Regions from separate parts of the Homo sapiens genome. Here region 2 is linked to region 1. Evidence: chromatin loops called from intact Hi-C (ENCODE). Cell type or tissue: ascending aorta. All regions are shown on one strand. Each heading gives the region's core, and the rest is flanking DNA. Links, peaks and the distances in the headings are about the cores only. Region 1 overlaps CAMTA1 (calmodulin binding transcription activator 1). Region 2 overlaps CAMTA1 (calmodulin binding transcription activator 1).

Region 1 (16,557 bases), core at 2,983-10,982:
GAACAAACTTGACCTAATTGAAATCTCAGTGGGTTTATGTGTAATCTAGACGTACTACTGTCCTGTGCTTCATAACGATGTTTCAGTCAACAAGGGACTGACTAAATATATGATGCTGGTCTCATAAGATTTTATTGGAACTGGAAAATTCCTGTCTCGTAGGGATGTCATAGTGTCATAGTGTAACACATTACTGTTTCTATGTTTATATGTGTTTAGATACAGATACCTATCGTGTCACAGTTGCTTGCAATATTCAGTACAATAATACGCAGATTCATAGCCCAGGGGCAATAGGATATACCATATGGCTTAGGAATGTGGAAGGTTGTACTATCTAGGTTTTTGTAAGTACATCTTTGTGTAAGTACGTTTGTGTAAGTACATTGTCATCTTTGCACAATGATGAAATAGCCTAGTGATGCATTTCTCAGAATGTATCCCTGTTGTTAAGCAACAAAAGACTGTTGAAAATAAGATACATTCAAAATGAAATATGGAATATAATGAAATATGAAATACAACACTGCACCCAATAACTGTAGACTGTACATTCTTTTCATATGCATAGGGAACATTGATCAAAATTGTTGATTTATAGAGTAAATCTCAACAGATTTCGAAAGACTAAATTCAGAATATCATACTTACAAAGACAGGTTTAATATTTGAAAAATTGATCAGTATAAATCACTAAATTAATAGAGTAGAGCAGAAAAATCATGTGATAATGTCAGAGGTGCAAAAATTGCCTTTGGCAAAATCCAATACCCATTCAAAATGGAATCTCTTAATACATTATGAATGAAAGTTAACTTCCTTAATTTGATAAAGATTACTCAGAAAAATCCTATAGCAAACACCATGTTTACTGGTGAAATGTTGGAAGTTTTCTTTTGAGACAGGGAAAGAGAAGTTGTTTTCACTGTCACCAATTCTGTTTATTATTTTACTGGAAGTCCTACCTAGTTGAGTATGGCAAGAAAAATAGTACAGGGATGAGAAAGGGAAGAATAAAACTGTGATTTTGTAGATGACATGATTGTATATGTAGAAAATTAAAAAAAACCTCTTTATAACTTATTATAAATAATAAGCTAGGTTGCAAGATTCAAGGTAATTCTGGACACAATTGCAATTTTATATGCCAACAACAAACACAAATTCCAAATTTGTATCAATCTGGATCCAATCAGGAGAGAGAAACCAGTTGTATTAGTTTGTCCTCATAGGGCTATAAAGAAATACCCAAGACTGGGTGATTTATAAAGAAAAGAGGTTTAATTTGTTCATGGTTCCACAGGCGGTTCAGGAAGCATGGTGCCGGCATCTGCTTGGATTCTGGGGGAGGCCTCAGGAAACTTACAATCATGGCAGAAGGAGAAGGGGAAGCAGGCTTGTCTTACATCGCCAGAGCAGGAGCAAGAGAGAGAGAGAGGAGGGGAGGTGCTACACACTTTTAAACAGTCGGATCTCCTGAGAACTCAATCATGAGAACAGTACCAAAGGGACGGTGCTAAGCCATTCGTGAAGGTGCACCCCCATGATCCAGTCACCTCCCACCAGGCCCCACCTCCAGCACTGGAGATTACAGTGTGGACATGAGATTTGGGTGTGGACACAGATTCAAACTTCATCACCAGTAAATTGAAAGCAGCGTTTAATGTGGATAATTACTAATTATAACAGGGAATCGAAGTAAGGAGGGATTTGGTTAGGCTAGTGAAAAGTGAAGAGAATTGTAAAGAATATGAAAATAGCAGATAAACAGAGCAACTGCTGCCCCTGGGGCTGAGGTAGAGTCTGCAAGGAAGAGTCTCTCCTTCCCCCAGGACCAAGATCCAGACCTCATCCAGAGAGGGCATGGCTGGTTTACTGCATGGCCAAGAAGTTGCTGGCATGTCATACTAGTGGAACTTAATGGAAATCCACCCTCTGATACCTGCCAGAAGTTGCTCACTAGGGCGCCACACAAAAGCTCTTCATGGGGAGGTGTCTCACTGGAGGTACCCTGCTACAAAACCTCCAGAGTGGGATGCTGGGGGGAGCTGCTGGCTGCTGGGTATGGCCTGCTGTTGTGTGCTGTAGTCTCTGGAGGCTGGAGCAGCTGCAGGTGCTTGTAGAGATGGGTACTGGAGAAGCCACCTGCGTTGCAGGAGCTGGACGCCATACAATTAACACAATGTAGAGCAATCTGGAAGGCTGTATATATCAAGATGGCCAAGATGGAACCAGTGTTTTTTTTTTTTTTTCTCTGTGACAGATAGAATTATGATGCTTCCCCCTGCCGCTTTTTTTTTTTTTTGGTATTCATTCAGCATTTATTTAATGAATGTTGAGTATTTTCTCTATTCCAGACAATGTGTTTGTTACGAGATACATAACAGCAGACAAAATAGACATTGAACTTGTTTTTGCAGTTTATAGGCTGATAGGACAGTCAGTCATTCATCTGAGCTCTTTTGTGCCAGGCACTATTCTAGTCACTGGGGGGATAGATGGATAGATTAAATAGATTGGTTAGATAGATGGGATGGATGTATGGATAGATAGATGGATCAAGATAAAATCTTGCTTTCAAAGGGAGACAGCCATTGAGCAGATAATTAATTATAAGAATGGGTACATACTTACACAGTGCTATAAAGGGTGTAAGAAGGAAAAATACAGGCTGCTACAAGAGAGGACAATGTAATTCAGATGAGAAGCCAGGGCAGACTTCTCTTAGAAAGTGATATTTTTATGATGAAAGTGATGAGGAGGAGGTTAGCTTGGTGAGATGAGTGATCAGAGAAGAATGATCTAGATGGAGGGGAGGCTTGCGGGCAGACTTCATGATGGGAAGAGCTCGGCATGTCTGAAGTGAGGAGTGGGAGGTCTCTAGAGGGTAGGGGGAGGTAGAGAGTGGCAGGAGAAGAGGCCACAGCAGGGGTCATGCTACTCACAGCCATAGGCCACCTTGGAAACTAGGGTGTCCCTGTGAAGGGTTGCCCGTGATAGAGGTCTGAAATAGGAGATTCTTGGACTGTTTTGCTATTTACAGCCACCGTGTGGGGTGCTGAGTGGTCAGGGGATTGGAGGCAAGAATGGAAGTTGAGAGACCACTGGGTGCAATTTGCAGGAATCCAGTGAAAGTTAACGGTGGAGGTGGCGCCAAGGCCCAGCAGTGGAGCTGGAGATAACTGGATGGCTTGGAGATGGGGTTTGGAAATAGAGTCATTCAGAACTGGTGATGGATTGAGTGTGGGCTGGGAGAGACAGGGAGACATTGAGAATAACTCCCAGGTTTCTGGCTTAAGTCATTACATGGCATGTGATGCCATTTTCTGTGTACTTTTGTAGTGAATACGAATTACTTGTTCAATTAAAAAAGTAAAATAAGTTTGGATTTGCAGATGAAGAAGGCTTTGGTGACCAAACAAACAAAACCAAAGCAGTTGCAGTGAAAGTGAAGAGGTGGAGATAGTTGCTACAGACTACTGCAGTTCTGCATCTTCAAAGAAGCCAGAAAGTAGCAGGCAAGGTAGGGTCGGGCTGTAGGACAAGGACATGTGTTTTGTTTACAGAGTAGGATAGATGTGAGCAACTTTCATTGGGAGAGAGAGCTAGACCATAGAGGGAAGAGAAGGCATTCGTTAACTCAACAAATATTTGAATGTCTGTATGACAGGCAATACTCTAAGCTCTTGGAACATACAAAACATAAAAAACATTCCTGTCTTCTGGAGCTTAATGTTCTAAAGTGGGGACACTGAAAATCAAATCATGTGCCGAGTGCACTGTAAAAAGAAAAAAAAAGCCTATTAATGGGGAGATCTAGGGATGTTGAGGTGGGACGGCCAGAAGGATGTAATTTTATGTTGTGGGTGGCACTGATGGATTTGATGCCACTAGAATGCAAGATATGCCAGGGCAGAGATTTTAGTTTTACTCACTGCTGCATCTCCAGTTTAGAATGGTGCCTGGCACATAGTAAATGCTCAATAAAGAATTGCTGTGCGAATGAATTAATGATTCAGGATCCCAGGAATGGGAAGGAATGAGGAGTGGGATACTGAAGAAAGAAAGATAGGCCAGTCATAAATGAAGACATATTGTAGGGATGTTAGTACTGATATCTCCAATTCAAATTACAGTTGTTTTTGCTTTTAAAGGATTTTAACTGTTCAATTGTATTTTGAATTCTTTGAATTAGCTTTGTTTCATGGCATTCATTTTGTTTACTGTATGTTTCTTAGACACAGTAATATAGTTTACAGAACTACTTATCCTTAGGGACATTACCCACTTAAGAAGTGACTGTTTTCAGTATTATTACAATAAAATTGAGATTACATATCACTTTGTATATTGAGGTTCTGTTACAACCTGTCTTTTCAGCATTATCCTTAAAGTGGTGTGTGTGGTGGTGGTGGTGGTGGTGGTGGTGGTGTGTGTGTGTGTGTTGGGGGGGGGGTGTTGTGATTGTTTTATGCCCATTACAGAAACCAGTTTAGCCGGCATTATACTGGTGTGGTTATATATTAAATAAGTTAAATTTCTTGCAGCTACTCTTTTGATCAGTTAATTGGTCTGATCCTATAGTGGGTATTTTCATGGGTCTCTGCTAAGTTTAGCCTCACAATGATTTTGTGTGTCTGAAATCGTATTGACAGGCTGTAGCTCCTTCTAATTTATGCATGCGTGAAGAAGATTGTCCTCTATTTGCTGAGTCTTATGCTTTTATATGAGGACCCCAGTGTCGTAACTTTGCCATAACTCAGGAAGATCTAACTTCTGACTGTGCAGTATAGAGCATTCCTTTGTCTAAAAAAATAATATGGATGTTTTAAGACCATTCAGTCATAACTGGAAGCTGCCTTATAGTTAAAGGACTTTACATATTAATGAAGAAAGGGAACATACAAATCATTATGTCCTTTTTGCCATAGATTGCTGTCCCCTCCCATAGAAATTATCTTATTATATTTTATTACAACAGTGTATGTAAAATATATACTTATAAAAGTAATAAATGGTCTTTGAAAAATTCTAATAACAGGAGTGTAGAGATTATAAACTGATTTTATCCTAAAATTGTACATCCTAGGAGATAACCATTGTGAGCAATTTGATTTATATCCTTTTTTGGACTTTACAAATGCTTGTGTAAATCGCGTGTGTGTTGTATGTATATATGTTTGAGTGTACATACAAGAGGAATCATATACAGCTTCCCTGTTTTTTCCTCCCCATTTATACACCATGTTGTGGACATTTTTGTGTCAGTGCCTGTGTGTGGGTATGTGTGTGCATAAAGACATAGCACGGGTATGCCATAAAAAGTTTTCAGCCAATCCCTTATTGGTTGTCGTCATATTTTGCTCTTACAATAAGTGATGCACTTAACATCTCCAGTTATGTTCTAGGACAGAAGTGCTTGTCAGAGTGTAAATATTTGACATATGCCCTTAGAAATGTTGTACCAGGCCAGGTGCAGTGGCCACTCCTGTAATTCCAGCAGTTTGAAAGGTCTGGGCAGAAGGATCACTTGAGCCCAGGAGTTCAAGACCAGCCTGGGCAACATAGGGAGACCTGGCTTTACACAAAATAAACAAAATTAGCTGGGCATGGTTGTGCGTTCCTGTGGTCCCAGCTGCTCGGGAAGCTAAGGTGGGAGGATCACTTGAGCCCAGGAAGTCGAGGCTGCAGTGAGCTGTGATCGTGCGAGTGCACCCCAGCCTGTGCAACAGAGTAAGTCCGTGTCTCAAAAAAAAGAAAAGAAAAGAAATGTTGTAGAATACCAATTTGGACTCTCATTAGCTAAAAGTGAGAGCATCCATTTCCCCAAACCCTTACCAATGGTAAGTGTTGTCAGTCTTTTAAATCCTTTCTCAGCCCAACAGGTAGAAGACTCAGATCTCCTTTTAATTTACATTTCTTTGTATATTCCTGCAATTTAGCATGGTTTGACCATTTATGCTATTTTTTTGGATATGTTACTTTTTATAATAGTCTTCAGTCTTTTTTTCTAGTAGGTTCTTCGTTCTTTTTCTTTCTGATTTCTGTTTTTCTTTTAAAAGAAGTATGTATAATATTTCTCCCTTTAGTCATCTGTATTTCAGTCTTAGTTTTCTTAACTCATTATGTCCTCATGCCAATCCTATGAGTCATGCTCCCAAACTCTGAATCTTTTTGGCCTTGATGGCATGTGTACTTGGTCTTTCCCACACCAGTAATTAAGTATTCTCCCTAGATTTTCTTCTTTGTTTTGAATTTTTATCCTTAGATGTTTAATATAGCTGAACTTTTTTTATATGTGAATGGGATGAGTTAGAGCTCTAATTTCATTTTTCTCCAAATAAGATGGTTATTATTGAGTCATTGATCATTTTCTACTGATTTGAGATGTTGCCATTACCATGTGCTAAGTTTCCACAAATATGTGGTTTTTTACCTGAACTCCTTGTTCATTGATCTGTTTATTCTGTGCCTACAAAATTACCACATTGTTTTTTCTTTCCTTATACACTGATTTAGTTTTTGTCATTCTAACATATTGTAAAGAGGAAAGTATTGCTCCTATTCTGTTCTTAAAGGTCTATCAGGGCCGGGCGCAATGACTCACACCCGTAATCTCAGCACTTTGGGAAGTCGAGGTGGGCGGATTACTTGGAGGTCAGGAGTTCAAGACCAGCCTGGCCAACATGGTGAAACCCCATCTCTACTAAAAATACAAAAAATTAGCCTGGCGTGGTGGTGCATGCCTGTAATCCCAGCTACTTGGGAGGCTGAGGTGGGAGAACTGCTTGAACCCGGGAGGCAGAAGTTGTAGTGACCCCAGATTGTGTCATTGCCCTCCAGCCTGGGTGACAGAGTGAGACTCCATCTCAAAAAAACAAAACAAAAAAACCAAAAAACTGTCAGAAGTGGAGTGTGACTTACTTTTTTTTTTTTTTTTTTGGGTCAGAGTCTTGCCCTGTCACCCAGGCTGGAGTGCAGTGGTGTAATCTCAACTCACTGCAACCTCCACCTCCCGGGTTCAAGTGATTCTCGTGGCTCAGCCTCCCAAGTAGCAGGCACATGCCACCACGCCCGGCTAATTTTTGTGTTGTTGGTAGAGATGGGGTTTCACCTCGTTGTCCAGGCTGTTCTTGAACTCCTGACCTCAAGCGATCCGCCCGCCTTGGCCTCCCAAAGTTCTGGGATTACAGGCATGAGCCACTGCGCCTGGCCATGGAGTGTGACTTTACAGTAGAGATTCATTTGTCTAACATCTCTGTTACTGGTTTCAGTAAGATCACATCATCTTTTTTGTCCTTTGGCAGCAGAAGTTGTAGGTTAACGAAAACTAAAGCAACTTTTCTTGTCACTGAGATGGAATTGAAATGATCTCTAACCCATACTTCTTCAGCCATGACTTCTCACATCTTAGAACACATTAAAAATAAGAATATTTGTAGGACGTACTGGAGAATGAATGAGTATCCTTGAGGTCAGAAACCACTGGTCAGGGGTTAGCGTGGCTTAGTTCCCCTCACAAGGCACGTGTAACCCATTTACATTGAACTGCATGTCAGTAGGGAAGTGTTTAGGAAGTGCTGCTGTAGGCTAATGTTCTTCAACTTTAAAATTTTCTCATGACACGTCATTGTAGCTTGATATGGATTGGCCAAACTGCTTTAAAAAATTTTTAATTGTGGTAAAATATACATATATAAAATTTGTTGTCTTAACCATTTAAACATTCACATTGCTGTGCAACCATCAGCACCATCCATCTCCAGAACTCTTCTCATCTTGTAAAACCGAAACTCTGTACCCAGTCAACAGTAACTCCCCATTCTCCCTACCCCTCGCCCCCGGCAACCACCCTTTTACTGTCTGTCTGTATGAATTTGACTATTCTAAGTACCTCATAAAGTGAAGTCATATAGTATTTGTCTTTTTTTTTTTTTTTTGAGACGGAGTCTTACTCTGTCACCCAGGCTGGAGTGCAGTGGTGCAATCTTGGCTCACTGCAACCCCTGCCTCCCGGGTTCAAGCTATTCTCCTGCCTCAGCCTCCTGAGTAGCTGGGATTACAGGCTTCTGCCACAATGCCTGGCTACTTTTTATATTTTTAGTAGAGACAGGATTTCACCATGTTGGCCATGGTTGGCCAGGCTGGTCTCAAACTCCTGACTTCAGGTGTTCCACCTGCCTCGGCCTCCCAAAGTGCTAGGATTGCAGGCGTGAGCCACCACGCCCAGCCTAGTATTTGTCTTTTTTTGTGACTGGTCTATTTCATTTAGCCTTATATCATCAAGGTTCGTCCATGTTGGAGCATGTGTTAGCCTTTCCTGCCCTTTAAAGGCTGAATTCGTTATGTGCACACCACATTTTGTTGATTTGTTCATCCATCCATGGGTGCATGGGTTGTTTCAGCCTTTGGGTATTTTGAATAATGCCATGAACATAGGTGTAAAATCTGAGAGCCAGACGTCTTGAAAGAGTTTTGTTTTTTTTCTTTCATTTTTTAACTATTCCAATTTGAATTTAGCTTCCATTATTCCGCCAAACCTTCTTTCTTAGATCACTATTAAGTAGAAGGAACATTTTTCCTTTTTAATGATTTTTCAGACATACTCACCCACTTTGGCTGTGCCATCCTCCCTTGGCTCTTGGGATGGTGCATGCCCCCTGTTTCTCTCCCACTTAGGAGATTTCCTTTGTGACCCTCCTCTCGCATCATTTAAAGGTGGAATTTCCCCAGAGCTTGACCCTGGGCCTTCTGTCTGTGACCATTAAATGTGGGTATTTCTCAGCAATTAGAGCGAGGCTCTTTTCTTTTCCCTTGTTTTGGAAAGAAGAGAGTCAAAAAAGCTTAATCAAATAATCTCATCTTTTACCCAAAAAAGATAACTATTTTCTTCGGGAAAAAAGGTGACAAGAATATAAATCATCAGAATTACACTAATTTGTTTCTGAAGGAAATGATAAACTTTCCCCCAGCTTTGTTGAGGTATAATTGACAAGTAAAAGGTGTATATGTTCAAAGTATACAATGTAATTTGATGTGTGTGTACATTGTGTAATGATTAGCACAATCAACCAGCACGTCCCTCACTATACGGTGTTTTACTGTGTGTGTATGGTGGAGGAGAGGAGTGAGGACACTTAAGATCTGCTTATTAATTTGCTTAGCAAATTTCAAATAAACAATACAGTATTATTAGCTGTAGTCACCGTGCTGTACATTACAGCCCCAGAAAATATTCATCTTATAACCAAAAGTTTATACCCTTTGACCACCATCTCCCCATTCCCTCCCCAACCCCTGTGAGTTCAGGCCCTTCTCTATATTCCTTCTTATTCTAGGTGACCCCCATCTGCTTACAGAGATCCAATCTGCTGATGGCTCCTAGGTTTGTTTCATGAGGTCAGAGCTCTTTGCTGAGCCCCACTCCAGAGCTGCCTCCTTGCTGTCTATGCTGAGTGTCTGATGGGTGCTCCAGCCTCATGTCTGAGATAGAGCTTCATGATTTTCCTCCCACGTCCCCTTCCGTGTTCTCAGTGAAGGGTACTTGAGCCTCCCAGGCGATCAAGTCAAATTTCAGGGATCAGTTTTAAAGTAAACTTTTTAATTTAGGATAGTTTCAGAGTTATAGAAATGTCTGAAGAATATTAAGGAGAGTTCCTGTGCACTCCACACCTGTTTCCCCTGCTAACATTACTGTGGTACATGTTTCACACCAGTGAACCAGTACCAACACATTATTTACACTGAACTCTACACTTCATTCAGATTTCCTTAATTTTCCCCTAAAGTCTTGTTCTTTTTCAGAATCCCATTCAGGATGCCACGTTACATCTAGTTGTCATATATCTTCTTAGGCTCCATTAGACTGACAGTTTGTTAGATTTCTTCTTGTTTTTGTTGACCTTGACAGACTAAGTATTTTATACAGTGTTCTTCAATTTGGATTTGTCTACTGTTTTTCTCGTGATTAGACTTGGATAATGGGTTTTGGGGAAGGAAGACCACAGCGGCAAAGTACCATTCTCATCACATCATATCAAGGGTACCTGCTCTCAACATGATTTACTACTGATGATATTAACCTTGATCACCTGGCTGAGGTAGTGTTTGTTAGATTTCTTCACTGTAAAATTACTGACATTTTTGACACTTTCCTCTTCTTTTTATCTGTTTTGAATCCAAAACAATTCCTGCTGGTTCTTTTTCCCAAATAAATTTCCATTCTGTCCAAGTCACTCTTTGCAGCCACTGCTGCAGTCCAAGCCACAATTGCCTGTGCGCAGACGGTATTGAGCGATCTTCTGACTCATGCCCTGCTTGTGCCCTTGCCTTCTCCAGCCCAGTCTCCACCCAGATGCCAATGTGGTCCTTTTCAAATGCCAGTTGGTCAGTGGTACTCTTGTTCCCAAGCCTTTGAGCGGCTTCTTGTTGTACTTGAGATACCACCCCACCTTCTAGACACAGTCTGCCAGGCCTGCTTAAGCTCGTCTCTTGTCACCTCTCTCATCTCCTGCCAAGCCCCTCTCGCCTTGTCCTCTGTTCCAGCCACCGGTTTCTTGCCCGAGTCCCTTCAACACTCTCAGCTCCCTTAGACATGTCGTTGCCTCTGCTTAGAATGATGGTCGCCCTCCACCTTGGTTCCCTTGGGACCCCAGCTTACATGCCATTTACATGTTGTTTCTTCAGGGGACATTTCCCATCCACTTGCAGGGTCCATGGGGCACTCTTGCTGGGTGTTTCTGGAGCATGCCACACTGTACCCCTGATGCTGGGAGTTACTTGTTCTATGTCGGAATTGTTCCTCAGTGCTGGGGTGGACAAGGCTGAGACGTGCCTCGGCATGTCACTGTGTGTCCCTGTTACCTGTACTGAGCCTGTGCCAGAGTGGATGCTTGATAAGTATTTGTTGACTGGGTGAAATTTTTTAAAAATTAAAACATTTTTAATAGAAATGGGGTCTCACTATGTGGCCCAGGCTGGTCTGAAACTTCTGGGCTCAAGCAGTCTTCCCTCCTTGGCCTCCCAAAGTGCTAGAATTACAGGTGTGAGCCACCGTGCCCAGCCTGAATGGGTGGATTTTATCTTTTGAATGGAAAACACTCTTCATTTTTAGCATGCCAGTATGCAAAAAAGTACTTGAATTTATTTTTCTTAGTCCATTGATTTAAATCCCACATGTATTCTTTTAAATCTGTCACATAAGGTGCTGTGGTGGGTACAGTAGTGGATCTAGAAAGTGTGTTCAGCCTCTGCCACTCCTGAGGGCCCATTCATTCATTCTCTCATTCACCAGACAGTTACTGGGAACCTGGGTCTGCCAGGCCTAGTGCAGAGTGTGGGGTTATGAGGGCTTGTGAGTGAGCCTGTTGAGGGAGAGGGAGAAACTTATAGATCCTTCAGCATTTCCAGTTGTGGTTAGGATAGATTTGGGCGGATTTAGTTTGAATTCTGGCTCTACCATTTTTAAGATCTGCACTCTTGAGCTTAACCTCTACCCGTCTGCAAAAATGTGGGCAGCATTGTCTCCCTTGTAAGTTGTGGAAAGAATCAGCTAAGAAAAGGAATGTAAGAGGATCAGTATAATCATAGTAATCACAGAACTAATGGTTTTTGCCTTTGAGGTCCTGAGTACTAGCCTAAGTAGTTACATTAATTATTTTTGTTTATTCTCACAGCAACTCTGTGAGGTAGGGATGTTACTGTTCTCATGTTGTAAATGAAGAAAGTGAGACCTTAGTTGAAAAATTAAATACTTTGTCCAAGGCACAGAAGTAGTAAGTGGGAGAGCTATAACCTGAACCCAGGTTCAAGGACGGCGTGATTTTAAAGCCCAGAAAGGACTCCTTACATTCTGTGTAGCTACCCCATCTTCCAGTGTGGCTTTATTCTTTAAAGTTGTAAAGACTTTTTAGGTATCTTGGCATTTAAAAAAATGTAATAGTCTTTAGAGGGACGATTACCTTAAGCTATTATCAACTTGAATTTGTTTCTTTATTCACATTTTAGCAGCTTTGACATCTGTGACTTGGTGCCTGTGTTGAGGAGAGAGGGTATATGTTGGGACTGGAGGATGAAGTTTGAAGTTAGACCCATCTGGGCAGTATTTATCTTAAAGTGAGAATTGTGAACTTGTAATCAGACTCACCTGGAAGATTTATCAAAAACGTAAATTCCTTAACCACTTCTTTGGTACCCCACATTATAATCTCTTAGGGGTAGGACTTAGAAAACATTTTTGCAAGTGATGTTATTTAGATAGTGGATTCTTTTTCATTCTGAAGTTTGAGAATCAGTGAATAGAGGGAATGGGAAATGTCAACTCCTTGATGATCCAGACTGCCCTACAGGAAGCCAGTGGAAAGATGAAAGTGAACCCTGGTATGCCTGGCTAGTAAGTTTAAAAACAAGTAATGTGGAAATAAAATCAACAGTCGGTGAATTTGTCTCCCTGTTGTTTTACTTTTTATATTATTTGTGTTTGGGAGGAATTTGATTTGTATTTTATGATCATTTTTCCCTAGTGGGTAGTGGGGTAGCACGAGAAATGAGTGGGTCTAGACTATGATAGAGTTGGTGCAATGCAGCAGGCCAATCGGAAGAAAAAAATTTAAGCATATTTTGTGGATTAGCATGTCAGTTGCAAAAATAGGAGTATATCTAAAGCTGATTTCAGATAGTCTCTTTTTAGCGAAACTATGTCAGACTGTGCCCGGACTTTTGCTTTGGAAAATATGGTAATTTCAGGTTTGTGGCTAATTTGAAAATTAGTAATCAATACTAAGGGTTTTAAATATGTAGCATTTATGTGTTTATTATGTATTTCTATATTCATAAACATTGAGGATTCTTTTATTGTCTCATGTAACAAGAAGACAAGCAGCTCAGGGATGGCGGCTCCCGTGTGCTTCTCCATGATCTCTCAGCTTCCTTTGTGTGGATGGCCACAGCATGGCTGCGTGCCTAAAGCACGCGGAGAGGGCAGCATTCTTGTCTCAGGCTCCCCACCCACCATTCTTAAGCAGCTTTGTTGAGGTATAATTGGCATACTAAGTTGTGCATTGTCTTGTACATTTTGCAAGTGTGCATCTGTATACACCGCACAACCATTACCATACTATGATAATGAGCATGTTATCACTCTCCAAAGTTTCCTGGTGCCTTTTGCGATTCCTTCTGCCCACCCTTCTCCTCCTTTTGTGAAAGCTTTGATGTTTTTAGGGAAAAAAAAAGTTACATTATTGAGGATAAAATACTAGGTAGAAAGATATTTAACTTGTAGTTTTCGCTTTTTTTTTCTTTTTGAGGAGTATTGTGGAAATAATATGATTGTAGGTATAGGTTGCTGTAATATTTATAGAAAGTTTTGAGAAACAGATTCTCTGAACAGACCATCTTGGAAGAGTTTGACAGGAAATATATTTTCGGAAAGGCTGGAATAGAGGTGGAGATGGTGCCTGCTGGCAGGAGAGGGAGAGAAAGGGAGGACAGCACCTGCCGGCCACTTGCGGGTGAGCTACAGACATGAAAGCCAAAGGCTGCGCTTTTCTTTGGTTTTTCAATAGATGGCATTTTTATCATGCTAGAAAGACTAACATGAATTCTAACATGAAATGGTAATAAAAATGTAATCCCCACTAACTGTAGTGTATACATAGCTCAAGTGCATTTTTTTGTTGTTGAATGGCATGCTGGTGATTGATTTATTTATATTTATAGATTAAAAATAATAAACTTTGCTCTCATTGTAATCACCTCTTTTTTTTTCTTTTTTTTCCCTCCCCCAGAGACTGGGTCTTGCTCTGTCACCCAGGCTGGAATGCAGCGAGTGGCACAGTCTCAGCTCACTGCTGCCTCCACCTCCTGGGCTTGTGTTCCTTCTGCCTCAGCCTCCTAAGTAGCTGGGACTGCAGGCATGTACCACCACACCCAGCTAATGTTAATTTTTTGTGGAGATGGGATCTCCCTATATTGCCCGGCTAGTCTCAAACTTCTGGGCTCAAGTGATCCTCCTGCCTTTGCTTTCCAAAGTGGTGGGATTATAGGCGTGAGCCACAGAAGCGTGCCTGGCCTGGGTAGTTCTTTTTAATTGTTGAATATACTTGCTGAGGTTAGTTTCTGCTGCAGAAAGCATTATATAATGTTGAGTTAACAGCGATCTTGTAAAGAGTTAGTAGAATGTGTAAAGTTTTACCTGGGAGGCGGAGGCAGCAGTGAGCCAAGATCTTGCTACTGCACTCTAGCCTGGGTGACAGAGCGAGACTCTTTTTTTTTTTTTTTTAAAAACAAAACAAAACAAAACAAAACAAAACAAAAAACGACTGTATAGGGTTAAAAAACGACTGTATAGGGTTTTATTTTAATGGGTTTCTTCAGCTGTCTCCTTTTAGCTTCTATGACTCTGCATTTTCTTGGCTCTTTGTTTTTCATTTCTTTACAGTTCTTCCATGTATTTTGTTTTGAAAGTAATATGCCTGAGGTGAAAATGGCGGCATTTCTGTCATGATTTAACCTTACTAGAAATGACATTCTTTGTTCTTTGTCTGTTTAGTTGAGAAGTGAACCAATTCCCTGTGCTTAAAGTACTACTCCTTGGTGTGGGGCAGGGAGGGAGGGGGGAAGATTTTTAACATAGAATACAAATTGAGTTTGTTGGAAAAGGTATCCCTATAAAATGTTGTCCAGGTAGTTAGAGCTTAATATGGGTGATAATTTCCCTAGAAGAATATTCTTTGCTGTAACACTGATGACTTGATGGACTTGTGAAAGTGAAACTTGGTGTGTTTCTTCTTTCAGCCTCCATGTAACTCACAGATAGGGCAGTGTAGAGTAGATTTCCAGTTTTAGATTAAGGATAGCTTGTATCCTATGCAAGGTTTTGGGGGTTGGTTAGGGTCTTTGAGTATTTCCTGTCTAATTCACTTACTAGTTACAAAGAGACAAGCTGTAATGTAAAAAGTCTTCCTTGAGCTAGACTAGCTTTCTGTACTCTTTGATTTAAAAATACCTGGTAGTTCTGCCAGTTGGGGATTTGTTTGGGGTGAATGAAAACCCCTCAGGCTCAGTCTGTTCATGCACTGGTGTGTATTAATTCAGTCCATTCATAGTCATGAGCTGACTGTGCCTTATTGAAGAAAGGGAGGCTTCTGGAAGAGAGAGGAAGATGGATAATCTTGGATCCTGAAGCACTGCTGCTGGCGCCTGGGAGTGGGGCAGGAAGACAGGAGGTTCTGAAGAGAGGGCTTTGTATCCAAAGTTAAGACTTAGGCCAGCCCTTGATGGGGAGAGAAGCTACTCAGGCCCAATAACCTCAAATAGTTCAGGTTAAATCGACAGTTGTCAAGTCTAATTCCTCTTTACAGCATTATTTCTGTGGGAAAATGTGTGTGGCTTATATACTTGCCTCAGCAAACAGACCGGACTCAGAATCAGCTCTTTGTTGTCATAATTTAAGTGGAATTAGTTACTCCCTAGGGTTGCATTGCCCCTTGGATGGCTTCTAGCCTTCTTTTTACTTATTAAATTATATTCCAGGTTCCTTGACTGTGAGGGACATAGTAAACTCCTAGTAGCCTTTACCTTCCCCTCCCTAAATAGCAAACTCATGTAGAAAACATTAGCTAAAATCCTTTGCAGATTTTTTTGAAATCACCTAAAATGTTGTTATTGGCACCATTTCATTTGGAGCCATTTTGTCAGAACCACTAAGTATTTAGGTGAGGCGATTGATTTCATTCCCACGTGGGAATTTGGTTGGTTGTAATATTCAGGCACTCAGAGCAATTCCTGCCTGGACGTCACGTTCAGGTAGTCTGGTGTCTGAAACTTTTGGCAGAGATTAAGCTGATAGAAGATTTGGGCTAACATTTTTTAGTGTGTGAGTTGGTGAATTTTCAAGATGATTTAGAAGACTTTAAAAAAGCATCTGTGAATACTGCATCATCTTGATGTCAAGAAGAGATTGTTATTTAATACATACATGTTTTAGTAATGAAGGAGGTACATAGAGATAATTGATTTGAACCGGTTTACTTTTTCCCCTTTTTAATGCAAAATATTTTTGGGAAACAGAACTTGACTCGTGTTACACTACTCGCTTCTTGTTTTTTGTTACAAACATGCTGAAATGGTCTAAATAATGATGCTACTAAAACAACGTATGCATTGTTTTCATGGGGTGTTGATTCCTTCTGCAGTGTTCAAAATTACTTGCATGCCTCCGAGCAACAAACACATATGTGACAGACTTTATGTGAGATGAGCATTCCAGAGAAATGAAATGCAAGTTTACTTTTCAGTAGCTATGCAACTTAAAAAAAAAACATTGTGTTTTTTGAAACATGGCTTTAGGGCACTAACACTCGGACCGAGTGCATGAGCTCTGCAAGTTATTTTAACAAAACCTAATCACAGGAACAAACATCTGGCATTTATAGAGTTTGTTTATTTATTGATTGCCGTAAGCCTCTAGAAAGAATATTCTGTTTCTTTTAATAAAATCCTTTTGGAAGTTGTCTATATTTTAATATCTAAGTGTTTTTGGAATTTAGTTTTAACAAG
Region 2 (16,557 bases), core at 4,314-12,313, 57 kb after region 1:
CTCTGGTCTCCTAAGGGGCCTCTGCCTGCCTGTGAGTTTGCAATGAGGGACTAACTGGAGCAGGTGGGGTGACCCACAGGAGGTGGCCTGGGTACATTCAGCTCTGTCCTGGACTGATTCTGTGACCTTGAGGATGAGCCAGATACAATTAATCTGTGTGCACAAAAAGACTTGGGGAAAAGACTCCTGAGTGAACTTCCTGGGTCTCCCGGTTTTCAGGCTCAGCTCTAAGCAAGGATAGTGGTGACTTTTGGCTTTGGCCCCTCTGGTGTTAAGCTGAAGCCAAGGAAGTTTTCCTGCCTCTGCATGTACTTAGGCTGGTTGCCCCAAGGGTGGCCCAGCCTGTATGGAACTCTCTGGAGCAGCTAACCTGGTCCAGGTCACCAATCCTGAAAATCAGTTGGCCTTTCTCACAATGTGCCATTGTGGAATTTGCAGCAATCCTTGTTTGCTTTTGGCTTTATCTATATATTGACTAGGTGTTTGGGTCCAGGCCAAGCCACTTGCTGTCCTCTTGGAGTTGACATGCTAAGGCACTAGTACCCGTTATAGGGCCCAGGTGGCTGCCCAGCAATGCAAGGGGCACCTTGTTTATTGTTCTCCTGCTGGGTCATAATTAAGGTTCACTATTCAGATGATTCCAAAGCCTTCATGGGCTTGATCTAGGTGACCTGCTGGTTTGAAAGGAGAAGCTGTAGTCTCAAAACACCAGTATGGCAACTGTTTTTTTCTTCTTTTTACCCCAGTTTTCTTTCAGCTTCTGCATAGGCACAGAGTCACCTGGGTGGCCCCAAACTTCTTTTTAGCCAGGCTGGAACGTAACTTTGCAGGGTTCATTCCCTCTACTGAAATGTTTTTGCTACATTGGAGGCTCAGCTCATTTTTTGAGGGGAGCAGGGTGGGGAGGGAAATGCTGGTCTTGTTTCTTGAAAGGAAAATGCTAATGTAACTTGACTTGGGCCTGAGCTGTTGGAAAGCGGGTCTCTGCATACCTTGAGTCCCTCCAACATGTCACTATCTGGGAAGGTCATTGTGTCCTTGCAGTCCATCTTGTGCCTTTTCTGTTTATAGAGCGCAGCAAACAGGGTCAGGAACCCATGCTGAATATTTAATGAGGAAATATTTCAAAGGCGGAGGTGTGCTTGCCTGTCACCTACTGGGGCTATATGTGGGAACCCAAGGTTGCTGGATCCGTGGAGCTTTGGACCCAGGCCCTGGGCTGCTAGAACCCTGTGGCTGGACTTCAGCAGCTCAGAACCTTCTGCTGGGGGTGCTTTGTTCATAATTGCTCAACAGTGAGGAAATGGAAGTGGCGGGCAAGGAGTGGACTTGCCAGGGAGCTGTGTGTCCCCATTGCTCGCGTCCAGGATGTCATCCTAAATTGCAGTACATCTGCTAATGAGGAGACAAGGTGTTACCTTCCGTTTGGAGCAGCTGCATTAATTACATCCTCTCAGACATCCCCTGTGCCTACCACTCCTGGCCAGCTTCCTTTGTTTTAAGTTAATAGACCAAATTGGAGGGAAAGAGGGGAGGGTGTCCTTGGAGACCAGGTGCCCTCTGCTCCTTGAACGTGGTGAGGACGTTAGCTCAGGACTGGGAGCTGGTGGCAAATGGCAGGCTGGCTCTGTGAGGTGGTCCTTGGAGGGAGTTGGGGCCCAGGAGGCCACCTGCATGAAGAAGCCCACTGGAGCTGAGAGGACAGTACCTGGTGTCAGCTCCTTCGACCTCCCTGTGACCTTGTGGGGGATGAGGAGAAGGGGCTGAGCCATCCTCCTGCCTGTGAGTAATTATCGTCAACACGGAGAGAGAGATATGAGCCACAAAGCCAGAAACCAGAAAACAAAGGCCCTGTGCAGTGTCTTCCTGTGTTTGAGCCATCTCTGTAAGTGATCTTCCTGTGTTTGAGCCATCTCTGTAAATGATCTTCATGTTTGAGCCATCTCTGTAAATGATCTTCATGTTTGAGCCATCTCTGTAAATGATCTGTAAGACAGGTAGACCTTCATAGGGCTGAGAAGCCCCCTGTCCGAGGCCAGATCCACCCCTCCCTTTACCAAGTCCCCCAGAAACCCCGCTGGTAAGGTGCTGGCTGAGCTCCTCATCTGAAAAATGGGAAGGCCGAGAACCACCTCTCTGGTCTCTTGTGGAACCTAAATTAACAACTTCGAGTGATTCCCTCATGTGTTTCCTCGCTTGCTGTCTGCGGGCTCTGTTCCGCGAGCCCTGCATCAAGCATATTCCTGGCACACACTGAGGGCACAGGAGATATTTGATGAGCAGCTGAATGTGACAGTGATCTGCACAATGCTAGCTGCTAAGATCAACTCCCTTTGTCTTCCTGAATCCCTGCTCTCTTTCCCTTCTTTCTCTTATCTTTCCCTCCCCTTCCCTCTCCCTTCCCTTCTTTTCAGGCTATAGCTGAAGGGTGTTGTTTGTAGGATCCCCGGATTGGTGGGTGGCTCTAGTGTGACAGGCCTGGAGGGCTGAGCAGTGTGAGCCTGGCTTAAGGAACATAAGACAGACTTGCTTTACTTTTGCAGCTCAATTGCTTGGCTTTCAATCCCTGGATTAGTGGGTTTCATAGGAGCCTCCCCAGGAAGTCTTGCACAATGGAGTTCATTGGCTTGAGTAGCTGTAACCCTGAAGGTCAAGTTCTTTCCAACTGGCTGCTTCAGGATGCTTAGCAGGCCAGCGGGGTAAGCAGCAGTAGCATCCCCCTTTGTTTCTGAATGAGAAATTATTCCCAAGAAGTCACCAAGTGTGAAAATGTGTGTTGTCTTGCTAATGGGACACTAATGAAATATTAAAGTGGCTTTCTTCCTGTCAGTCTCCTGGGGACCACTCTATCCTCTGGATTTTAGTCTGTCTTTACATAAAGAGCCCCGGGGAATTAACATTTCTTGGTACTTTTCAAAATAACCTTGGTCTTTCTCATGCCATAGTAAAGAAGTTCATGTTTCCGTTAGATAACTGTCTGGCTTAGGGAGGGGCTCTGTCCCTCCGCAGGGGAGGAGGATTTTGGTCGGCCCTCCCAGCAGCCTGTCCTCCAGGCGGATGCCTGCTCCCAGCTCCCTCATGCCCCACCTCTGCCTCCCTCTCAGCAGAAGACTACCCCAGTTCACAGGGGAGGCGCTGTCATACTGCCCCACACTGAGCTTGAGCTGGGAGCCAGGCGTGCTGCCCGCCTCCATGCCCGTCACTGAATCCTCCCACTACCCAGTCGGCAGCTGGGAGTTGTTTCTGTTTCCACTGTGTGGGGAGGGAAGCTTGGGCACCAGGAGGTTGTGTGGCCAGTCACAGAAGCAGGATTTGAACCCAGCCCAGGCCCTGTGAACTCCAGCGCCCAGCGTGGAGTTATTGCCTTGCCAGCACCTCCCTGTTTTTGGCTACAACTTGGTCTCCCCAGGCTGCCATCAGCATGCCGTGACCTTGAGTGATTTACATGATCTGTGCTCAGGTTCCTCCACTCTAAATAAATTCCCTAAGTGCTTTCCTTCCTCTTCATGTTTGTAAACACTTCTGGGGACAAAAGGATGTGGAGGAAGGGGTCGTATTTTAGAGGCCAGTTTCTCCTTTAGGTCCATGCCCTGTCTTTGCTCTGGCGGCCACTGCTTGGCCCCAAGTCCCCTTGGCCTGGAGGGTGAGTTGGCCTCCCCACCCTCCGCTTGCTCTGACCCAGTGTGTGCAGTGCCACATGGCCAGACTGTTTCCATCAGGACGGTCAGAGCTCTGCTGAGGAGCCTGCAGAAACCTCCCAGATCTGCCTGCTTTTGGGGTTCCCTGGCCCTCCAGCCTTGTTGGGGTGCCCTCCCCAGCAGAGCCATCATGGTAACGAGGCATTCTTCCCCTAGTGGTCAGCACCCTGCTTGACCCCCTGCGTGGGGTACCTTGCCTCCCTTTCCCCCTGCCCCCAGCTTCCTCCTGCATAGACTCAGATTGACTTCTTCCCAGAAGTTTCTTCCTGCCCTGGGTGCTGATCTCTTCTTTTCCTGAGTATTTTCAAGTAGCTTTATGGATGAGCGTTTCTGTTTGATTCAGCACAAACTGTGCTGTGCCAGGCCCTGTGCTCAGTTCCAGAGATGGTGCTGAGGAAGGTCCTCAGGAGGGAGATTGTGGGAGGAGAGGACTACTAGATGCATCACAAAAGAGGCAGCGTGGATGTGGGTTCTTAAGGCAGAGTAGGATGTTTGAAAGGTAGAGATGGGGGCCTTCCTGGTGGAAGGGACTGCATGAGTACAGGCGTAGGAGCAGGTAATGATGAATTTGGAGGCAAATGAGTAGTATTTTTGTCTGGAGCACAGGATTTCCATCAGTGTCCTGAGAAAGGAGTAAAGAGGCTACAAGGCCAGCTTCTTCACTCATATCATCTCGTACTGCTTTTGGGACACTGGGCACAAACACACCGACCTATTTCTAAGATGATCCATTTGAGCATCTGCCTCCCTCACATTAATGTAGGTTGCAAAAAGGCAGGGCTCATCTCTTTTTTTTTTTTTTTTTTTGAGATAGAGTTTTGCTCTTTTTGCCCAGGCTGGAGTGCAACGGCGTGATCTCGGCTCACTGCAACCTCTGCCTCCCGGGTTCAAGTGATTCTCCTGCCTCAGCCTCTCGAGTAGCTGGGATTACAGATGCCTGACACCAAGCCCTGCTAATTTTGTATTTTTAGTAGAGATGGGGTTTCACCATGTCGGCCAGGCTGGTCTTGAACTCCTACCTCAGGTGATCTGCTGCCTTGGCCTCCCAGAGTGCTGGGATTACAGGCGTGAACCACCACACCTGGCCATCTCTGACTTTTTCACTGTTCTACCTCTGTGCACTTGATATATTTAACAGATGCTATATAAGGCTTTCAAATAAATGAATATGTACTCTGAGATGAGGCGGATTCTCTCACAGGCACATGCACACACGGCTATCGGCTGCCCTAGCTAGTGGCCATGCAATGGCCATTTTTTGTGGCCTCCGACTAGTGGTTAGGCTGTGTGGGGTGCTGTTTACCCACTGGTGGAACCTATTCCCAGGCAGGCCCCTAGGAAGGGGTGGCACATGTACATGGTTGGGACAGAGACCTTTTCCCTCTTTAAGGCCAGGTCTGGCTTGAACGAGCCAGGGGCTTTTAGTTTAGCTGGGCTGAGGCGCTCATGTGGCCAGGGAGATGCTGGGAGCCTGCAGACTCTGGGATGTTACTCTGCGTTTTTTTCTCCTCTCCCCAGAAACACGTTTTTGTCTCCATCTGACCAACTTTTTAATCTTAATTTATGAGCCTGCTGTAGCACCAGTAAAGACACACTGTACTGCCTGAAAGAATCACTGCTGAATTCTAATTCTGTGCGATTCAAAGGCATGCCTTTGGCCGGAGCTGCTTCAAGAATAAGCAGAGCGGGAGGCTCGGCCCTGCTCTGGCTCTGTGGGCTTGTCAGGAAGCTTTGCCCTGGCTGCCTCTTACGGGCCTCAGGCTTAATTAAGCCTTCTGATTTATTTTTCAATTCATTACTTTTTGAAAAAAGAAAAGCCACTTTAATGGAAGCTTTTAAAATCCAGACACTTTGGATTCCTCTACTTTGTCAGGCAAAAGTGGATTCGTCTAAGTAGTTTCATTAAAAAAGAAAAGCATATATTTATGAAGGTTTCAGAGATTAGATTTTTTTACTCCTTTCACTCCAGGAACCTAAAAGCCAAACTTGGAAAATAATTTTTGTGGTTAGGTATGTGCATTCACTCAGCCAAGAAATCTAGTAATTTCATAAGTACCCTGGATTTCTGCATTTTATAATTTCCCTGTCCTGTCTTCTTGGTGACTTGGGTTTTAATTCTTTTCCTGCCCAGCTTCCTGATGTGGGGGCATTGGTACAGGCTGTGGTTTGAGAAATTTCACAGGAAGAGAAGAAGCCAGGCCGGAAGGGTTTTAGTGGAGCCAAGGTGTTCAAGAAGGTGGGAGCAGTGCAGCCTGAAGCTAGAGAGAGTGGACAACGTGGTCTAGAAGGAGAGGACTGTGGGAGGGAGGGCTGTGCAGTGGAGGGCTCATCACAGGGCTTGCCGGAGAGGGAGGAGAATCACAGCAGAAGCAGCAGCCGGCCTCTGGTTTCCAGCCCTGTCAGCCATGGCCACTGGCGTGGTGAGGAAGATGGAGTCAGTAGCATTCATGGTCTCTAAGCAAGCAGTGATCCTATATGCTGGCGAAGCCTGTCTCTCTGACTGGGGCCTGCAGACAGGGGTGGCCCTGATGACTTCTCCAAGACCGTCTATCCTACAACTGAGTCTCTGACCCCACCATCGGTCATTCTTAGACTTCAGCATGGGGGACTGATCCCCTGGGGTCTGTGCATTAGGAGCCCTTGAATGTGCCCTAGCTGCTTTCTGGTGGGTCCCTGGCACTTGGAGTGGGTGGTGGAGCCCTGAGTCTCCTGGGCATGCCTGTGAGTGCTGTTCGCGGTCTGTTCCCAGGTGCAGACATCTCAGAGGCGACCAGGCTGCCAGAGAAGGGGACGAGAAGGGAGCCAGGGGCATGTGATGTCTTTGTGTTCTTCCTCTTTGCTTTCTCCTGCTATCGGGTGGGAATCCTCAGGACCACAGAGACCTCCGGGTCTCACCCTGCCTGGGCTGGATTCAGCTCCACCACCTGTCAGCGCAGAGCCCAGGGCGCTTCCCGGGCATCACAGAGTAGAAAGCTCATCCGTTTTCCAAGAAAGGACACTAAGACGATGGCCAAATTGAGTTAGGAGTGCCAGGAATCCAGATCCAGGAGCCGCCGGCCGAGTTCCTGTAAGGCCCGCCCCACCTCTGAATGACAACTGCTTTCCGAGTTTCTGCAGGGAAACCAGGCTGCTCTCCCCCAGCATTTACGGCAGCTTGACTTACAGGCCCTCATGTTTGCTGCACACTCCAAATCAATTCTCTCTCCTTCTTTAAACTTTTATCACTTTGCTGTATGAATAAGGCCACTGATTTTCTAGGTTCCATGTGCTTTTATATCAGGATTTTTCTTTCTTCTCTCCTACTTTCTCCACAAGCTTGTTCTGAACACCTGCTCTGTGTGAGACCCATGGTGGGCTCCCTAGGCATCCAGAGATGAACTGGTTGTGGTCCTGGGCCTCCAGGAGTTGGCACTCTAGGGAGGGATGGGGAAGTAGCCTCACAGTAGATACGTTTTCTGCTTTGTTCACCCATTGAGCAGATAGATACGTCATGGACACTTATTCCGTGCAGATGTCATAGCAGGTGCTGAGCTGTACAGGTGATGAACAAGACCAATGTGGACCTGAGCTTGCCGTGAGCTTCCACTGTAGGGAGGCGGAGGCCTGTTGAGGTACATGAGGGGACAATTACAGGCCATTCTGGAGCTCATAGAAAAGCCCACGTAGTCTGTGTGGGGTGGGTCAGGGAAGACTTCTCTGAGCAAGTGGTGTCTAAGCTGAGACATGAAGGATGAGTGAGAGTTAGCCAGGTGAAGGGGGCCAGGGAGAGAAAGATTGTTCCAGGCAGAGGGAGTTGCCCTATAAAGAGATGGCATCCAGGGAGAGAGTGGCATGTTCATGACAGTGGAGGAAGCCAGAGGGTTTGCAGTGTGGGGAATGAGCCTGTTCATGACACTGGAGGAAGCCAGAGGGTTTGCAGTGTGGGGAATGAGGGTGTGGCTGGTGCAGGATGAGGGTGGAGTTGTGTGCAGGTGGGCGGGATGCAGGGCCTGGTAAGCCGTGGTGGTTTAAATGAAGTGCCGTGGAGGGCCTAGGAGAGAGCCAGCTGATGAGATATCTGACTTGGAGAAGCCCAGGGTGGCAAGATTGGATGCGAGGAAACTGTTAAGAGACCAAGAACTTGCAATTATTAACCTAGGTGACAGTTGGCCCAGAGTGTGGCAATGGAGCTGGAGAGAAGTGACAGATTCAAGAGATTGGTAAGAAAAGGAATCTGTAGGACTTGGCCATCGATCAGACATTGAGGGTGGGGGGAAGGGAGGCGTTAAGGACAGCCCTGAGGTCTCTGTTTTGGCACCCACTGCCATGACCCAGGAGGAGCAGAGGAGAGTTCAGTTGGAGGCCGCCCTGAGACAGCCAGGTGCGGCTTTGCAGTAGGATTTATGGGCTTGAAATTCAGAGCCAAGGATAGCCCAGGAAATACAGATTTGGGAGTAGAGAGGAAGACCCACAGGAGAGGGCAGAGTGGGGTGGGGGAGGGGGCCCCGAGAAAGACGCAGCAAGGAGGGGAAGGGCAGAAGCAAAACCCATCGGGGGCGGGGGGGGACATCTACATGCCATCTTTGGTGCTGTGAACAAGGGACAGTATTTCAGCAGGTGGAGGCCATGGGTCACAGCGAAGACGTTCCAGGTAGCTGGACCAACATGACCAAGGTGGAGAGGCAAGAGGTGTCCATGCTGTCTGGGACCTAGGCTGGGTGGGGCTGGGTTAGGCCTCACATCTAGAAGGCCCCAAATGCCCAAGTTCTTGGGCCTTGCTTGCTTGTCTCTAACTTTCCTTCTGTGGCTCCTAATGGTGAAGGCCTCCCATGCTCCTGTTTGGGAAGAATTATGCAATTATTCCTAAATGGAGTGCATGTCAGCAGCCCTGGCACTGAAAAGGGAAGACATATTGGAGGAGGAGAAACCTTTCACCCAGCCCTAAACCAGCTGCTTCTGGAGAGTACTGAAGAAGAATAATATTTTTTTAATCTAAAAGAACTTTACATTTATGCTTGACTGAAGCACAGGCCACATTTGTCCTGGGAGCCAATGAGCAGACAGAGTTTGGGTAATCTATGCAAAGGCCCCTCAGCTGCCCTGCATCCATCATCCCAAGTGACAGAATTTACATCATTAATCATTGGCAGTAATAGAAAAGTCATTGGAATAGAATGTTGTCACAGATAAATGTCTCCCAATTGCATATAAATGTCTCGGCTTTACTGTACTATTTGTGCTTGAGAAATACTGTGGCTTCAAAACGGTATTTATCTGGCATTGGGAAACCATCAACGCCAGCCTGCCTTGCCGACAGCACCTCCCGAGGAACTCAGAACTTCCCCCGTGGGCCTCAGGCCCAGGATCGCTGCACATCTCTGCCCATGACAGGAGTTGGGCAGAGGGAGGGGAGGCTGGGCTCCTTGGGACTTCCTGGTGGATGACGCCTGGGGAGTTAGAAAACACTCAAGTTCAGTCATGCCCACCGCGTTCCCCCAGCCTGTCACCCTGTGGCTGGAGGGTGGCTTGCTGCCACTTGATGCAGAGAAGAAAGGAGGGTCTGAATCGGGCCCAGCAGAACTAGCCGCTCTCATGGCCTCAAATTCAAGGGTGTGGCCGCTCCAAAGGCACCACAGGCCACAGAGAAAGGAGAGGCGACCCTGCAAGCTAGAAGCCAAAGAGCTGAACATTGGAAGGCCTCCTTACCATTTTTGAAATGAAGCCCACAGTGGTTTTGGGCTGGCGTCTTTCTGTTTTGTGACCTGAAAACACTCTGTTTTTGGAAAGTGCAGATCTGCTGACACCTTTTTCCGGAGGTTTGTGTGTTTCTCTCCGTGGTGAGCCGCCCTGCCTCTGACAGGGCCAGATGCTGGCAGGAGGAGGGACGTGGCTTAGGGAGCAAGGCATTTTTTGCTCAGGTTTGAAGGAATTCTTTTTGTTTGATCCTTCACCTCTCTATCCCCTCAGGGGTCCTGCAGCCCTGCTGGGCCTGGCTGGAGGAGTGGGCCCCAGAGGCAAGGCAGGCAAGTCAGGGGTTCTGAGGCAGGAGGATGCTGCCTCTGGTGGATGGGCATGTGGGGCTGTGTTAAGGGTGTGCGACAGCCATGACCAGTGAGCTGCTGGAAGCTGGAGCTAGGTGTCTGAGCTGACAAGCCAGGGCAAGTTTTTGTAGAGTATATTTTAAGAGGTAGATCTCCTCTTTCTACAGGGAATTTCAGAAATGTCCACTTCTCAGATGTGGAAGTGATCTGAGACCAGCTAGCTGGGTGTTCCCAAACCTTGATGATGAAGACCAGTCAAATTTCAGAACGCTGGTGGGTGTATTAGTCTGTTTTCACACTGCTGATAAAGACATACCGAAGACTGGGCAATTTATGAAAGAAAGAGGTTTAATTGGACTCACAGTTCTACGTGAATGAGGAGGCCTCACAATCATGGCGGAAGGCAAGGAGGAGCAAGTCACCTTATGCGGATGGCAGCAGGCAAAGAGCTTGTGCAGGGAAACTCCCCCTTATAATACTGTCGGATCTCAGGAGACTTATTCGCTATTACGAGAACAGCATGGGAAAGACCCACCCCCCTAATTCAGTCATCTCCCACTGGGTCCCCCCCATAACACGTGGGAATTATGGGAGCTACAAGATGAGATTTGGGTGGGGACACAGAGCTAAACCATATCATTCCTCCCCTGGTCCCTCCCAAATCTCATATCTTTACATTTCAAAATCAATCATGCCATCCCAACAGCCCCCCAAGTCTCAGCTCATTTCAGCATTAACCCAAAAGTCCAAGTCCAGAGTCTCATCTGAGACAAGGCAAGTCTCTTCTGGCTATGAGCCTGTAAAATCAAAAGCAAGTTAGTTACTTCCTAGATGCTTCGGGGGTACATGTATTGGGTAAACACAGCTCTTCCAAATGGGTGAAATTGGCCAAAGCAAAGGGGTTACAGGGCCCATGCAAGTCTGAAATCCAGCAGGGCAGTCAAATTTTAAAGTTCCAAAATGATCTCCTTTGACTGCATGTCTTGTGTCTGGGTCACGATGGTGCAAGAGGTGGGTTCCCATGGTCTTGGGCAGCTCCGCCCCTTTGGCTTTGTAGGGTACAGCCTCCCTCCTTGCTACTTTCACAGGCTGTTGTTGAGTGTCTGTGGCTTTTCCAGGTGCACTGTGCAAACTGTCAGTGGATCTGCCATTCTGGGGTGTGGAGGATGGTGACCCTCTTCTCACAGCTCTACTAGGCAGTGCCCCAGTAGGGACTCTGTGTGGGGCTCTAATCTCACATTTCCCTTCCACACTGCCCTAGCAGAGGTTCTCTGTGAGGGTCCCACCCCTGCAGCAAACTTTTTCCTGGGCATCCAGGCATTTCCATACATCTTCTGAAATCTAGGCAGAGGTTCCCATACCTCAATTCTTGACTTCTCTGCACCTGCAGGCTCTAGAGTGTGTGAAAGCTGCCAAGGCTTAGGGCTTCCACCCTCTGAAGCAACAGCCTGAGCTATACCTTGGTCCCTTTTAGTCATGGCTGGAGCAACTGGGACATAGGGCACCAAGTCCCTGGGCTGCACACTGCACGGGAACCCTGGGCCCAGCCCACGAAACCATTTTTTCCTTTTAGGCCTCTGGGCCTGTGATGGAAGAGGCTAGCATGAAGACCTCTGACAAGCCCTAGAGACATTTTCCCCATTGTCTTGGGGACTAACATTCGGCTCCTCGTTATTTATGCAAATTTCTGCAGCAGGCTTGAATTTCTCCTCAGAAAATGGGATTTTCTTTTCAATTGCATTGCAAATTTTCCAAACTTTTATGCTGTTTCCCTTTTGAAACTGAATGCCTTTAGCAGCACCCAAGTCACATCTTGAATGTTTTACTGCTTAGAAATTTCTTCTGCCAGATAACCTAAATCATCTTTCTCAAGCTTGAAGTTCCACAGATCTCTAGGGCAGGGGCAAAATGCCACCTTTTTGCTAAATGTGGCAAGATGCCACTCTTTGCTAAAACTTAACAAGAGTCACCTTTATTCCAATTCCCAACAAGTTTCTCATCTCCATCTGAGACCACCTCAACCTGGACCTTATTGTTCATATCATTAAGCATTTTTTGTCAAAGCCATTCAGCAAGTCTCTAGGAAGTTCCAAACTTTTGCACGTTTTCCTGTCTTCTTCTGAGCCCTCCAAACTGTTCCAGCCTCTGCCTGTTACCCAGTTCCAAAGTCACTTCCACATTTTTGGGTATCTTTTCAGCAATGCCCTACTCTACTGGTACCAATTTACTGTATTAGTCTGTTTTCACACTGCTGATAAAAGACATACCCAAGACTGGGCAATTTACGAAAGAAAGAGGTTTAATTGGACTCACAGTTCCATGTGGCTGGGGAGGCCTCACAATCATGGTGGAAGGCAAGGAGGAGCAAGTCACATCTTACATGGATGGTGGCAGGCAAAGAGAGCTTGTGCAGGGAAACTCCCCCTTATAATCCCGTCAGATCCCCTGAGACTTATTCGCTATTATAAGAACAGCATGAGAAAGACCCGTCCCGCTAATTCAGTCTTCTCCCACTGGGTCCCTCCCACAACACATGGGAATTATGGGAGCTACAAGATGAGATTTGGGTGGGGACACAGAGCCAAACCATATCAGTGGGGCTGACCCAGGATGGCCAACTTCTGATTTGACCAAATGAGGCCATTAAAAGCCAGTTGTCAGCTACTGTATCATCATTTCATAAAATGAAATAAAGGAAAGAATATTTTGACACCAACAATATAAGAAGGCCATCATTTCAAGATACAAAATATTTCTTCAGTTGATTATAATTGGTTTTATGAAGGATTTGCTCCACTATACCTGTTTTTTTAACTCCCCCTTTTTCCTTATTTCTCTTTTTTTTGCCAAAAACTCACACAATTCTGTTCTGGGTCCCCAGGCCTCTAGTTTCAGATGAGCAAAAGCAGGTGCAGAGGGAAGGGACCTGGCCAGGGTCCACAGCTAGTGAGATTTGTGTATTGTTTCAGTTATTTCTGGCTTCATAACAAATCTCTCCTGACTCAGCAGTGTGAAACAACAGTCATTTATTATTATCACCTCTCTTGGTTCTGGGGCTGGCCCAAGCAGCTTCACTTGGGGTCTCAGTGCTGTTGCAGTCAGATAGTGGCTGGGCTGTCATCTTAAAGGCTTCTCTGAGTGGGTCTGGGAAGATGCAAGCATTTGGGGACAGAGCAGCCAGGGCTCCTCTGGCATCCCTTTCTCCATGTGGTTTTCAGCATGACGGCTGCAGGACAGCCACATTTCTCCCCTGGGGCCTCAAATGCATGTCCTGAGAAAAGCCGGTGGATGCTGTGTTGCCTTTCATGAACTGGCCTTGAAAGTCACACGGCATCCCTCCTGCCGAGTTCTATTAGTTACAAGTGAGCCATTAAGGCCAGCCTGTATTCAGTGGGAGGAGAATTGGCCTCCACTTCTTGGTGGGAGGAGTGCCAGAGGATTTGCAGACATGTTTTAAAACCACAGTGTGGATCCAATAGGCTAAGTCCAAAGCGCCCTAGGGAGGGCCAGGTTTTAATTTGGAGCGCTGGGATCTTGGAACACACCCCCTTCCGTTAAGTGTTCCAGGAATGAGTCTGCTGGAGGATCACTCCGGTGACGGTGGCAAGCTCTGCTTCCTGGTCCCTGCTTGCACTTGTATGAAGTGATAAATTTCACGAATAAGGTAGATTCCATCAAATAAGTATCAATTAAGCTGTTTTATGATCTAGTTGAGATGATGAATTAAAGTCGATTTAGATAAATGATCAGTAAAAGAACAGAGACTTCAGGAAGACAGCATAAACTCTCTGAATTGCAGGCACTCACTCTTCATCAGAAAGCAGCCTCCCACACTTGTGCACTTGTTGAGCGCTTGCTGTGTGCATAGATAGCACTGGCTGGTGCTGTCCGACCAGTGATGGCTGCAGTGGTATGTGGAAGCGAGAGGGGTCCCAGTTTGCACTCCTGAGTATCTGTGATCCAATTCGGGTCATCCCTGTGCCATCTGTTAGGATCTGAGTGTGGGAAGGGGGAGCACTGATCTCTTTTCAATCCCCATTCCTGGGTGTGGGCTACCTGCTTTCAGTTTCAGGGAACAGAGATGCCCTCAAGGTTCCTGTTTAGAGGGGTTTATTGTAAGAGTTCTCTGAAAGATGAGGAAGAGAACTAGACCATCCCAAAGCCACGAGGCCCAGCCCCTGGCTCAGTGCCGGCAGCCCTCCTTGTTGCTTCCAGGGAGGCCTGGCTTATTCAAGGTCCACAGGTGTGAAATGGAGGGTGGCGGGGCTGGGGGCTTCTGGTATGCAGGAAGAGGGCAGCCACACTGGTGGTTTCCTGTGGCGGTGAGCTGGGGGTGTTGGGGTCAGCCTGGGAAGCGGGGAGTCCATGTGAGTGACCAATGTCCTAGATCCTCTCCTTCTTTCATGGATAGTAAGCACCTGTCCTATGTCAGGCACGCCTCTAGAAACAGGGCAGTGAACAGATAGACACCTTTACCTTCCCATGAGACTGCCAAGAAGGTGATGTCCTCTCTCTGAATCCCCTAGACCTGCCAATTTGGTGGATAATTGTTTTCTATCACAGCTCTTGGCAAAAGGAAGGGGAAAAACAATTCCCCAAGGTGTAGAATTCACCAGAGAGAACCCCCATTACTCGCCCAAGACCATTAGGCTGGTCTGTGACTTCCAAAATGAAGGGGCTACCTGGTTGTGTCCACAAGAAGAAAATGGAGGCTTACCCAGAGTCAGTAAGAGACTGTTAGGAACGCAGGCTGAGCCTGGCTGGCCACACGGCATGACTTTGTTCATGTCATGAATATTTATTGAACACCTGCCACATGCCAGGCACTGTTCCCGGGACTGGGTGTGAATAGTGCACAAGAGGGAAGCCTCCCTGCTCTCTTGGCGCTTACCTTCTAGCTGGGGAGACTGGAAACATAAAGATGGTGCAAAGGCCGAGTGGAGAAAAACCAAACTGCCAGGAGGGGCTCAGGCTGGGAGGGGATCAGGCCAGCTGGGAGGGGGTCAGGCCAGCTGGGAGGGGGTCAGGCCAGCTGGGAGGGGCTTGCTGAGCGGACCTTGAGCAGCCTCCTGCAGGGTCCTGGAGTCAGTGGTGCCCACCCCACCCCTGAGCTGGGGCTGAGGGCTCCACGACTTTCATCCCCTTGGGGTGCAGGGAGGTGACCAGGGGCGGCCCTCCCTGGCCTGGCTTCTCCCTCTTTCACCCACTGAGTGTCGACTCTGCCTTTCTGATCTGGGTCCCTGTGAGGAGGAAATATATATTTAGACTCTTCTGTACTTTCCGTGGTAACAGCCGCTTTATTCCTGGTGAAGAATGAGGAAAATGGGTCAGCTGTATTTACTAAGAAGCATGTTCCAGCTTCTTTTCCGAGGCTATTTATAAACTTTAAAAAATGCGAGCTAAGTTTTTGCATCTTATTGGAAGCCGGAGTGCCTATGAATACCCTTTCTATTACTATACCGGGGAATCTAGCACTTCGGAATTGAAATGCGTTGAGTAGGGCAGATAGGAATCTTGCAAATAGTGATTTTGATGAACTCTGGCAGCCCACATTTGCCTCTTGGTCTGATTTCTCTGGGAGTTTTTTCATGTGACATTGGTGTAGCTTTCTTGGATATGGTTGGGGGGGACTGTGCTGTGGCTACAAACAGCTGACTGGCTATGCTGGCCCTTCACGGCCGGTGTGCTGACAACTTTATCTGGCCTTGGAGCCTTGAGGAGGGGCTGCTGCCAGTGACTGGGCCCTGCTTTTGACCAGCCTTGCACACTGGGCAGTGGGCAGGGGGCCCAAGGGCAGAAGGGCCTCCTGAGCATGGGGACTTGGAGAAGCCATTTCTGAACCTGCTCCATCCCTGCCTTGTCTCTAGGGGGAATGGGGCCATGAGGCCTCTAGAAGCTTCGCCTTGGCCCAGGCCTCTTTCCCACATTTCTTGATGGGCCAAGAGCCGCCAGCAGCCCTCCTGTCTCTCATGCCTCCCCTGCGCGTCATGGGGTTACACGTGTCCTCACACTGTGCCTCGTGCAAAAAAAGGGTCACTTCTCCCTTTCTCTCTAAGTGGCCTGACCTCGCTTTCGAGGGGGAAAGGCTTGGGGGTCCTACATTTTAGGCCCACTCTGGTGGATTTAATCGAATGGCTCAAATTGCCTCTTGAGGTAACCTGTGTTGAGGCTGTGCTCGATCTTTCCAAGTGCCTCCTCTCCTGCTCCCCTCGGCGCCTTGGAGTATGGGGAGGAGTGCGTCCCTGTAGCCTGGAGGTAGCTGAGGGAGGGGTCTCTGCCCTCCAGCCACTCCTTGGTACCCTCTCTGGTTCCTTCTGCAGAGAGGCTGGACTATTGAGCCCCAGGAGCAACTAGCCCCGTGGAGACTTTGCTGGGGAATCCTGGCACCCATAAGTGGAGCCCTGGTCCCACTGTTTATTTTCTTGGCTTTTCAATACCTCTTCCCAAGAGGCATCTCCATTCTGACAGTGTGAGGTCACTGGAGCCTGCAGGCCATAGGGCCCTAAGCTGTCCGCTGGCTGATCCATCACCAGGAGGCAGGGTAGTAGGGCAAGAGGATAGGCATGGGGCCTCCTCCCCCTCCCGGCTCCAGCTGTAACCCTGAGGACCTGACTTCCTCTCCTTATGCCTCCATCTCCTGTGGGTATCATGTCCATAATCTAAGTCACAGCCACCACTACTGCCACTTACTGAGCACTTAACTCTGTCCCAGGCGCTGTTCCTCCCTGTGTCATCTATGAACTGATTAAATCCACAGGGCAAAGAGGGCTGTTAGGAGAATGAAATAAGTTACTCAAAGCCACTTGCTCAGGACAGTGCTTGGTGGTTGTCACTAATGA

What was found. Hi-C counts contacts between places; a loop is a spot of excess contacts. Peaks named below come from ENCODE experiments on the same cell type or tissue, not always from the same donor. Only the 100,000 strongest peaks of a DNase experiment are listed, where the experiment ranks them.
Region 2: a loop joins it to region 1, with 2.0 times the contacts of the local background. A loop is called at or near these places in 1 of 110 quality-filtered maps.

What each region holds. Positions count from the first base shown.
Region 1 is chr1:6,854,041-6,870,597 of GRCh38, forward strand. The region is part of intron 3 of CAMTA1 (calmodulin binding transcription activator 1); the gene reads left to right. Among named protein-coding and RNA genes, the nearest start is that of CAMTA1, 77 kb to the left of the region's middle. RefSeq lists an enhancer at 13,305-14,037. In ascending aorta, for the core only: no CTCF peak of the experiment used is centred there; DNase peaks (open chromatin) are centred at 6,159, 6,628 and 10,300; H3K4me3 peaks cover 415 bases; H3K27ac peaks cover 6,058 bases.
Region 2 is chr1:6,909,617-6,926,173 of GRCh38, forward strand. The region is part of intron 3 of CAMTA1 (calmodulin binding transcription activator 1); the gene reads left to right. Among named protein-coding and RNA genes, the nearest start is that of CAMTA1-AS3, 96 kb to the right of the region's middle. RefSeq lists an enhancer at 1-475. In ascending aorta, for the core only: no CTCF peak of the experiment used is centred there; no DNase peak of the experiment used is centred there; H3K27ac peaks cover 977 bases.